Linked DNA regions of Mus musculus: region 1 is linked to region 2. A link is a loop called in an ENCODE intact Hi-C map of the cell type or tissue named here. Cell type or tissue: left cerebral cortex. All regions are shown on one strand. Links, peaks and the distances in the headings refer to the core of each region. The heading gives the core; the rest is flanking DNA. Region 1 holds the start of Dnah7b (dynein, axonemal, heavy chain 7B). Region 2 has its middle 8.6 kb from the start of Dnah7c.

The links. A loop is a pair of places that touch in the nucleus more often than their neighbours do. Peaks named below come from ENCODE experiments on the same cell type or tissue, not always from the same donor. Only the 100,000 strongest peaks of a DNase experiment are listed, where the experiment ranks them.
Region 1: a loop joins it to region 2, with 10 times the contacts of the local background. A loop is called at or near these places in 16 of 42 quality-filtered maps.

What each region holds. Positions count from the first base shown.
Region 1 is chr1:46,064,308-46,069,686 of GRCm38, forward strand. Dnah7b (dynein, axonemal, heavy chain 7B) reads left to right here and starts at 2,546. Exons shown (of 65, transcript NM_001368717.1): 1 at 2,546-2,697. The coding sequence starts at 2,683. In left cerebral cortex, for the core only: CTCF peaks have their summits at 2,247, 2,850 and 4,698 (motif pointing right); DNase peaks (open chromatin) are centred at 2,339, 2,481, 2,775 and 4,688; H3K4me3 peaks cover 867 bases.
Region 2 is chr1:46,414,268-46,419,646 of GRCm38, forward strand. It overlaps the pseudogene Gm8326. Among named protein-coding and RNA genes, the nearest start is that of Dnah7c, 8.6 kb to the right of the region's middle. In left cerebral cortex, for the core only: a CTCF peak has its summit at 2,886 (motif pointing left); DNase peaks (open chromatin) are centred at 2,561, 2,947 and 4,580; H3K27ac peaks cover 22 bases.

The DNA.
Region 1 (5,379 bases), core at 86-5,085, 350 kb before region 2:
AGAAGAAGAAGAAGAAGAAGAAGAAGAAGAGCAAGAAGAAACAAAGACACCAATGTTTTTATCTGTGTATCTTAGAATGTTATATTCACTGATGAATAGTAGTTCTTCTATCTGTACTGCTTCAAGTAAAAACTGGTTTTTTACTAATTTGTTAAAAATTATGCTTGTACTTTATAACTCTACTTATTGACTCTACTTGCTGATAAAAGTTCTTAATAAAAGTCAATTAAATCTGACAAATAAACACTATTTTCTTATCTAATCCATAATCTCTTAACACTTCTACCACTTACAGAATTATTGGAGAAATTGTATAAAACTTCTGAGAAGATGTAAACTGTACTCCATAGTTGAGTTCTCAGTGAGTTAGGAACCTTGCTCTACCCTGATGGGAGTCTCAAAATATCTTCACAACAAATGATACTGAGGAAAGTAGATATCCATGTGCACAAATGTGACATAGATACTTAATGTCACATATAAAAATTACCTCCTGTAGGTGTATTACCTACATGGAAGAACTAAAACATTAAACCCTTTAATGGAAACAGAGAAAGGGTTCCATGGCACTTGATTTTCTTTTGGTTTTATTTTTTATTAAAATCTTATTTATTTTATACACATGAGTGTTCTATTTGCATGTACCCAGATGCCAGAAGAGGGTATCCGACCCTGCTACAGATGGTTGTGACCCACCATGTGTTTGCTGGGAATTGAACTCAGGACCTCTGGGAAAGCAGACAGTGTTCTTAACCACTGAGCCATTTCTCCAGTCCCCTCTTTTGGTTTCATATATTTATTTACTGGGAGGAGCATGTAGAGGTCAGAGGACAACCTGTGGGCATTAGCCTCCTCTCCTTTTACCATGCATGTTCCAAAGATTGAACTCAGGGTAGCAGACTTGGTAGCAAATGTCCTTACACACTGAGCTATTTCACTGGCTCTATGGCACTGGGTTTTGCATTAACTTATTAGATCTGACCCCCCAAATAACAGAAGAAGACAAACTAACTCAACCCTATTCAAAGGCAAATCCTTTGTGCAACTAAACTATCTATCTATCTATCTATCTATCTATCTATCTATCTATCTATCTAACTAACTAAACTAACTAAACTATAACTATCAGACTAAAATGGCAATATGTGGAAAAAAACAATTCTTTACAAATGTTATACTGGATAAGAGATTTATACTCAGAATATTAACAAGTACTCGCAAGGATGCAGAAGAGCCAGACACCTTGCACTACAGGGCAGTGTAAACTGGTATCCCTACTAAGGAAAAACAGCCTAATGGTAACTCAGAAAACTAGAATCACCCCATGCCCCAAACATCAAATCCTTAAGCTCCAATTAAAAAGTTCACAAAGTATGTAAAACAAGAACAAATGGAAATCTGTTTTTAAAACAACCTAAATACTAAATACCAATAGCTTAAAAACTGAACAGAAGGGGGAACCCTAAAAAAGAGCTCAGAAAAAGTGAGGAGGTAAAAAGAAAATAGAATAATAAGACAACCGAGGCAAAAGGTGTTTTAAGGGATGTGATAAGTGATATCAAAGGCTTCTGAAAGAGAGTAAACTAATGATTTCAGGTCGTCAGGGGTGAGCATACCATGGAGCTTTGGAGTGGTGCATTGTGATACAGCAGCACTGGGAGGGGCCAGAAGAGAACCAATTGTAAGCATAATGTTATTGCGCACTGTGTAAAGATTATCCTTGGATTATTCAAATGTTGATCTCTCTGCCCCCATATCTGGTTGCAACTTGAACATGCCATGTAATGGTTATTCTATGTGCCTTCTGCCTGAATATTGTGTAAACATTGCTTCCCATGTAGTCTCTGATTTGCTAATAAAAGCTGATCAGCCAATCAGAAAAGAGAATAGGGCTGGACTTCTGATCTCAGACAGGGGACGGGGAGAGAGAGAAGCAAAGTGTCACCAGGAGAAGAGTGTGGAAAAGACACCATGGGAACCCACACTTGGAGCAGAAAGAGAAAGAGCTAAATCAATACCATACTGCAAGTATCTCAGGGATTTGGGCTAGGAGGTAGGCAGATAGTTTAAAGGAATAGAATCAATTAATAATGGCTCAGCTACTATGCTCTAAAGCAGCTTGATTAATAAATCTTATAGTCTGTTTCTCATTTATTTGAGAGCTAGCTAGGATAGAGAAGAATTATCACTTTTAAAATTGCACTAGCAACCAACAGTGAACAATATCCAGCAATATTCTGTAGAGGGAGCTATTGATTCCCTAACTGTTTCTTGATTGTGTTAATAAAGAGGGCAGAAGCTAACTGCTGGAGAAGAGGAAAAGATGGGATTTCCCGGTCCCATGAAGAAGAGAAGGGGCCAGGCCTTGGGTACAGGAGCACAGTTGCCACCCACCCTTAAGGAGGGTGAGGGCTGGGTTGGAAGCTACCTATGCCTCAGAGAGCCACTCTGCTCGACCTCTCAGAAAGTTCTGCTCCAAATCTCGCAGATGCAGATGACCGGAAGTGGATTCCGCCAGTTTGTTGCTTAGCAACGAATCGACCTTGGCGGTTAAAGCTCTCAGCTCAGAAGAGTGTTGAGACCAAGCAAGCAGTCCAGCGGCGAACAACTCTGGTCTTCTGTTTCTGACTCCCGCAGCAACGATCCCGGCCGATCCTGCCTGGCCCGCAAGTCCTTGCCGCCATGAGCAGCAAGAAGGTGAGAGCTGGGCCGCCAGGGTCGATCCCGGGGGCCAGGCACACAGGAGCAGTACCGCCCCGGCGTTGAGCGTTTCCCTCCAGTTTCCTTCCCAACCGCTGGACCTGGTTGTTATTGTAACAACGGGACACAAAACTGGCTCCACAGCGACCCCAGCTGCACACTGGGAGTGTTTGGGTGGGAGAAGGGTGGGCGGGACGTCTCTGTTGGCATGGACTCCCCTCCCCAACCAGGGGACAGAGACTTGCTATTTACCAAGCCTTCCCACCCCAAGCTGGCCTGGGGTCCAGTATTTAGGCCAGGCTGGCTTTAAACTCGCAACACCCTCTCTCGCCCCCGCCAGTGCTGAGATTACAGGTCACCCCGGTTCTCACTTAGTCCAGTGGTATGCAATAAAAGATGCAATCTACAATAGATACTGCCTAAAATTAAAAATCTCTATTTGTTGAACTTGAGTAACTATAGCATGAAACATGGTCAATGGTTTTGATGCCAGCTCAACCCAAATAAAATGAAGTTGATTCTGAATCTGAAAATTGTACTCAGCTTTTAAGAGTTTTCATCCCTCCATAGTGGTTTCTCTTATAAATTCAGTTTGTTGTGAAAATGGCTGCAAAAGATGATGTGGGGGTTGGGGAGATGGCTTAGTGCTTAAGAGCTTGATATGAAGACATGAAGACATAGACTCAAATCCCCAGCACCCACTTCAAGGCCCAGTGTGACTGAGGTTGCCTGTAACCCAGCACTGTGAGGGGCAGAGACAGGAGGATTGCTGCAACTTCCCATCCAACCCCTTAGTATCTGGTCCAGTGAGAGACCTTGTCTCAAAGTAGTAAGTCAGTGAGTGATTCACTGGCTTCTGTGCAGAGGCAGGGGCACCCTTACACAAAACATGGACCTATCACACACGCACGCACACGCATAGTCACCGGCAAATACACTTCCTCACAGGGGAGGGTAGTTTACAATCTTGTGCTATTTAGGTTTTGTGACAAAACAGAGCAAGGCAACTCAGAGAGAAAATTCTTATTTTGTCTCATTGCTTGAGAGGTCGCTGGGTTCTGGGTGTTTCTGGGCGCTGGACTGAAGTCTATATCAAAGCAGGGAGGAGGGCATGGCAGAGAGCACTGGGGAAGAGGCTAGAGAAAGAGCAACAGGTTGAAAGCACACCCCCAATAGCCTACATTCTTCAGCAGGGCTTTACTCTCAATGGCCCATTCCCACAAACTTACATTAATTTATGGGTGAAAGTAGCATTTTCATCACCAACTGGTGTCACCCCTGGACACAAGAGCTCCTTGGAAAGACATGTCATATCTATCCTATTACAGCTATAGTTATAGATTATATAGGTTATAGAGTACTAGCAAAGGATGGCAAGCCTGCTAACCAAGTAAGCAGTAGTTATCTAAATGCTGGAAAAAGTTTTCAGTTTTTTTTTTTTTTTTTTTTTTTTTTTTGCAATCCACATATTAATTGAGAACTAAGAGACAGGTGTCTTGTTTCATATATCTAAGTACAATTAACAATGACCAGTACACGAACAAATGAGGAAAGAATCTCCCCAAATTACAGATACATGTAACAGGAAAAAACACAACAAAAACCACCCAAGCAATCACTAGACCTCCCCGTGTGATTCTTAACAAAATCACAGCTCGTTACCATCTATACTCGAGTTGCTCATTTGCTTGATGGCCAAGTAAGTCTTTGGCCCAATCATGCAACCACAATCTATACTGTCAAAATCTAAAATACTTCTTTTATTAACTGTACAGTGGTTTTCCTGGAAAGGTATTTTTATTAATTCCTTTCACCTATCCAGCTCTAGCTAGGAAGCAGCCACCAAACCGTCATTGGAAGTCAAGCTTGCTTCACTTTATAAGATGATACTGGGACCCAACCCCCCTGGTCTCCCGACAACCCCCAGACAGGCCATGGTTTATAGAAGAAATCTTGGAATCACCAAGAATGCTCATTATGAAGCCACCGGGGAGTCTTGCTAATTCCCAGGCACTGCTTTAAGCAGCAGAGGGCTCTCTCCTACTGCTTTGGTTGATTTTGCAATTTTAAAACTCATCTTGATCCTTCTATGCTAATTTAAGAGTACAGTTTTCCTTTTGAAAAGATGAAAGTTCTATACTTTAATCTAAAACAAATAAAATGGATTAAATTTTCAGAAATTCCATTTTCACGTGACATTTACTTATGTCGTCACTCCATTTGAAGCAGTGAGCTGGTGGCAGAACCATATTTACTGAGGGGGGTTAACATAGTCCTCTCATTAGTGGAAGGTTGAGAGGGACATGGCATTTTTCAGAGATAGCTGTCTGGGTTTTTCCTCTTAAATTCGGTATTTAAAGAGAAATGTAAGTCTTTTCCAGTTGCTCGTTTCATTTTTAATGCTAGGAAAAAACTTCAGACACTTAAAAGATTCAGTTGAAGAAGTTTCCAGAATTCTAAAGTGTCACTACTCAGCGACTAGGAAGCTGCTCACAAACGCAGGGGAGGCAAAACTGCTGCAGCCTTGCTATGCTCAGCACTCGTTAACCATACAGAGCCAAATGACCATCGTTTGTCTGCCACATTCAACTGCTTATTCGCTTAAGAGGATGACGATGATGATGATGACGATGGCGATGATGATGTTTTTTGAGATTAGGTTCCTTTGTATAGTCCTGG
Region 2 (5,379 bases), core at 50-5,049:
CAAAGAAGTCAATTTGCTTTTCATGTGTGTCATTTACTTCAATCTTAACACATGTCTGTGCTTCTTGGTGACTGCAAAATGGTAAAATTTAAATAGTTCATTTTAAAAGTTTCATGTTAAAAGTGAAGTTCAATCTAAAAACAAGTTTCGCTCATTGAACTCGGAAGCAGCAGCAGCTGTCGTGCATTCGTGTGGTCTCATCATCAGCACAGCCGGGCCTACACACAAGCAACCATGTCTAAGGGACCTGCAGTTGGCATTGATCTTGGCACCACCTACTCCTGTGTGGGTGTCTTCCAGCATGGAAAGGTGGAAATTATTGCCAATGACCAGGGTAACTGCACCACGCTGAGCTATGTTGCTTTCATGGACACAGAGCGATTAACTGGGGACGGGGCCAAGAATCAGGTTGCAATGAACCTCACCAACAGTTTTTGATGCCAAACGTCTGATCGGGCGTAGGTTTGATGATGCTATTGTTCAGTCTGATATGAAGCACTGGCCCTTCATGGTGGTGAATGATGCAGGCAGACCCAATGACCCATCCAGCAGGTCCAGTTATTCGAGGGTCTCGAGGGGACCTTCTCCTAAGAACCAAATGGGGGGGGGGGGGTTGAGAGACAAGAACCTTGTGTAATGAATGACACACGGAAGCAGTCTGAGTAACATCAAGGTCCCAATGTATTGAGCAAGGCCCAAGGCTTAAATACGAAAGCAAAGGGGGAAGTGCCTTTCAGAAGGAGGGGTGGGGCAATAGAACTGCACAAGCAAAAGGGGAAGTACTTATCAGTGGGAGGGGTGGGGCAATAGAAATTTTTCTTTTGGCAGCTACACGGGGAAGCAGGAACTTAGTGGTATCAGGGTGTGGTCAGGACATCTGGCGCTGACTTAGGGCTGGAACATTCTGTGGTTGTTCTCGGAATGGTGTGTCGGTGGCCCACTTTTGACCCCCTTTTCTTCTTGGAGGGAGAGGCCCAATTCAGAGATCAGGAGAATAGTGTTGTCTTAATAGCTCCCAACAACCCAAGGTCCAAGTGGAATACAAATAGGAGACAAAATGTTTCTACCCAGAGGAAGTGTCCTCCATGGTTCTGACAAAGATGAGGGAAATTGCAGAAGCGTACCTCAGAAAGACTGTTACCAATGCTGTGGTCACAGTGCCCACTTACTTCAATGACTCCCAGCGACAGGCAACAAAAGATGCTGGAACTATTGCTGGCCTCAATGTACTTCGAATCATCAATGAACCAACTGCTGCTGCTATTGCTTATGGCTTAGATAAGGTCGGAGCTGAAAGGAACGTGCTCATTTTTGACTTGGGAGGTGGCACTTTTGATGTGTCAATCCTCACTATTGAGGATGGAATTTTTGAAGTCAAATCAACAGCTAGAGACACCCACTTGGGTGGAGAAGATTTTGACAACCGAATGGTCAATCATTTCATTGCTGGGTTTAAGCGAAAGCACAAGAAAGACATCAGAGAGAACAAGATAGCTGTCTGCTGTCTTCGCACTGCCTGCAAGCAGGCCAAGTGCATCCTCTCCTCCAGCACCCAGGCCAGTATTGAGGTTGATTCTCTCTATGAGGGAATTGACTTCTATACCTCCGTTACCAGGCTCGATTTGAGGAATTGAATGCTGACCTGTTCTGTGGCACACTGGACCCTGTAGAGAAGGCCCTTCGAGATGCCAAACTGAACAAGTCACAGATCCATGATATTGTTTTGGTGGGTGGTTCTACCAGAATCCCCAAGATTCAGAAACTTCTGCAAGACTTCTTCAATGGAAAAGAACTGAACAAGAGCACTAACCCCAATGAAGCTGTTGCCAGTGGTGCAGCTGTCCAGGCAGCCATTCATTCTATCTGGAGACAAGTCTGAGAACATTAAGGATTTGCTGCTCTTGGATGTCACTCCTCTTTCCCTTGGTATTGAAACTGCTGGCGGAGTCATGACTGTCCTCATCAAGTGCAATACCACCATCCCCACCAAGCAGACACAGACATTCACCACCGACTGTGATAACCAGTCTGGTGTACTCACTCAGGTGTATGAAGGTGAAAGGGCCATGACCAAGGACAACAACCTGCTTGGAAAGTTTGAGCTCACGGGCATCCCTCCAGGACCCCGTGGGGTTCCTCAGATTGAGGTTACTTTTGACATCGATGCCAAAGGCATCCTTAATGTTTCTGCTGTAGATAAGACCACAGGAAAGGAGATCAAGATCACCATCCCCAATGACAAAGGCCACTTGAGTAAGGAAGAAATTGAGCGCATGTACTTCTCCAAGAAGCTGAGAAGTACAAAGCTGAGGATGAGAAGCAGAGAGATAAGGTTTTCTTCAAGAATTCACTGGAGTCCTATGCCTTCGACATGAAAGCAACTGTTGAAGATGAGAAACTTCAAGGCAAGATCAAAGATGAAGACAAACAGAAGATTGACAAGTGCAATGAAATCATCCGCTGGCTGGATAAGAACCAGACTGCAGAGAAGGAAGAATTTGAGCATCAGCAGAAAGAACTGGAGAAAGTCTGCAACCCTATCATTACCAAGCTGTACCAGAGTGCTGGTGGCATGCCTGAGGGAATGCCTGGTGGCTTCCAAGGTGGAGGAGCTCCCCCATCTGGTGGTGCTTCTTCAGGCCCCACCATTGAAGAGGTGGATTAAATCAGTCCAAGAAGAGGATGTAGCATTGTTCCACAGGGACCCAAAACAAGTAACATGGAATAATAAAACTATTTAAATTGGCACCATAAAATAATAATAATAATAATAATAATAATAATAATAATAATAATAATAATAATAATATAATAATAATAAACAAAAACAAGTTTCTCTCACCAATTTGCAAGTGAATATATCTCCCTCTAGTGTTCAAAGAAAGTAACGCAGTCACTCTCGTTTGTCTGGTTGTGATTAGTTGAAGGTCAAAATGCAGTAAGAAAGCAGCATTGCTGTTTGTTTTCCTAGGAATTGTTCCACATATATTTCAGTGTTTTATTGAACAAATACCGCATGCATGAACTGCCAGCCTTATTTTGTGGGGTTCTTTCATATCTAATCTATCTGCTGTGACTTTGACTTTGAACTTGCATAACTTTGTTAAAAAGTTGGAAAATGTATGATATTTTTTAAAAGTGTCCTGAAAGAGAAATGGGAACCCCAGGGTCTGCTCCCCTCCACGATAAAACCATCTCAGCAGCAAAATGAAACAGTAACAACAAACCATCCAAACTGTGAGAGAGAGAGGTCCAGGGTAAATCCAGCTGAACTTGATAGTTAAGGAACCAAAGTATAAACACAATTTCTCTCCCTTCCTCTCTCTTCCCTCCTCTCTCTCCCTGCCTTTCTCCTAACTCCCCATCTCTACCTTACTTGATAGCATCATCTGTGGATGAACTTCAGATCTATACCCTGACTACTAATGCAGCCAGAGCTGTCTGGCTTATTTCCATCCCAACATCTTTCTTGGTTATCTAATAGTCACCTTAAACTTAAACATATTTAACCCCTAATTTCTAATTTCTTTCACCTTCCACCATCTACCAAGTGGCTTAGACCAAAAGGCCAGCCAGCCAGCCAAACCCTAGCTGACTTTTGACCTTAGCCTGGTTCCTCACATCTGCGTTTCCTCCAGAGCAATCTCTGATTTGTCCTCCCCCGACCCCCAACCTTCCCAGTCACCGTTACTCCCTCCCTGCCTTCTCCAGTCAGATTCCTAGTTGGCCTGCCTGATACAAAGAAGAATTAACACCACACATACTACTTCCTTCAACATGTCCACAGTTTCAAAAATGAGAGTCACGAAATAAACTAAGGAAGAAAATCACAAAACCCAGGACTTTGGGTGGCTTGAGCTTAGACAATGTGCTTTGTTTTTACATTTATCTGTGTTACTGTGTGTATGCCTGTGTGCAGTCTGTGTGTGGACTTCAGAGGACCAATTTTGAGAGTAGGCTCTTGCCTTCCACCATGTGCGGCCTGGGGATTGAACTCTGGCCATCAGGCTTGGTGGCAATTGCCTTTACCTACTAAGCCATCTCATTGTCCCTTATTTGTTTACTTATTTGGGACAAAATCATATGGCCTAAGAAGCTCACTGCAAATATCTACATAGCCAAAGTTGCCCTTCAACTACTAATTCTCCAGCATCTACCTCCTAAGTGCTAGTGCTAAGACAATATATTCTAAAGGAAAAAAAAAAAAAAGAAAAAAAAGTCTTCTTATAAAAAAGATTGTCCTAGAATCAGCATAAGAATTGGTGTATATGATCCTTAAACAAGCATTTGGTCTATATTCAATAAAAAAGTCATCTTACCAACAAAACAAAAATAACCCAGCACTGTAAACTGTGAAGAGAGCACAGGTCAGAAAATATCCAACTGGACACAGAGCTAGGGGAACTAAAATATGAAGCAAATTTCTGTTCTCCACTTAGCCTTTCATACTCAGTTAGCTGGGAACCCACTCTACTTACCTAAAATGCACTTCCACATTTATAGATTAGTAAATCTATACTGATAACTCTACCCAAGGGAAGCTCTACGTAGCTGACATAAACGCTACGGGAGACAGATAACAGGAGTGAAATAATGCCTCCCTGTCACTTGACGAACCTGGTAGCTTGGCATCTCTGATCTAAAACTCACTTTGAGGAATCCATTGATGCCTGTCAGGATCTTGAGCTGGGCTTAGTCTGAAAGGCAAGGAGAAGGGATTGCTTTTTTCTTTCATGTTTCAGTTTGTGGCATCCCAGACAATGAAGAGAATTACTGTGGGAACCCAGCCCCATGTGCCACATTCCTTCTGCCTGACAGAGTACAGGACAACCTACACACACAAAAGCACTGCTTTTGCCGAATTTCATTAAATGGGTTTCTTTCTAGAATTTTGGCAAGGTGCCTTGCTGCAGACAGATTTAGAAGCAGGATCCTGCAAGCGAGAAGTTGGCCAGGGAAGCAGTATGAATGGGAGGCTGCAGAAGCAACGCAGAAAGTCACAGTAATGGGATGTCTGCCATGACAACTATAGGCCTTTGAGACCGGGGCATGTGTCCAGAAGGCAAGGACTGAAGTATGCTTATTGATGGGAAATGGCTGGCCATCTCAGGCTTCTGTCTGTCTTGGGTGGTTGCTTTTAATCCCTAGATGCCCCCTGGCCTCCTCAGGTGGGATGTGACCCTTCACAAAGTTGTCTAGTTGACCTTGGGCTTCTAGCAAGCACCCTCTGTTCCTGGGAACTGCTTGGAGAAGGCCTTGTTAGTTGGTAGCCTGGCCACACCTTCCTTTCTCCCACTCATTGTCTGTGGGCCTTGAGGTCATTTTTTTCTCTTCTTATTTCTTACCTTCTAAATGTTTTTAATAATTCTACATGGGGTG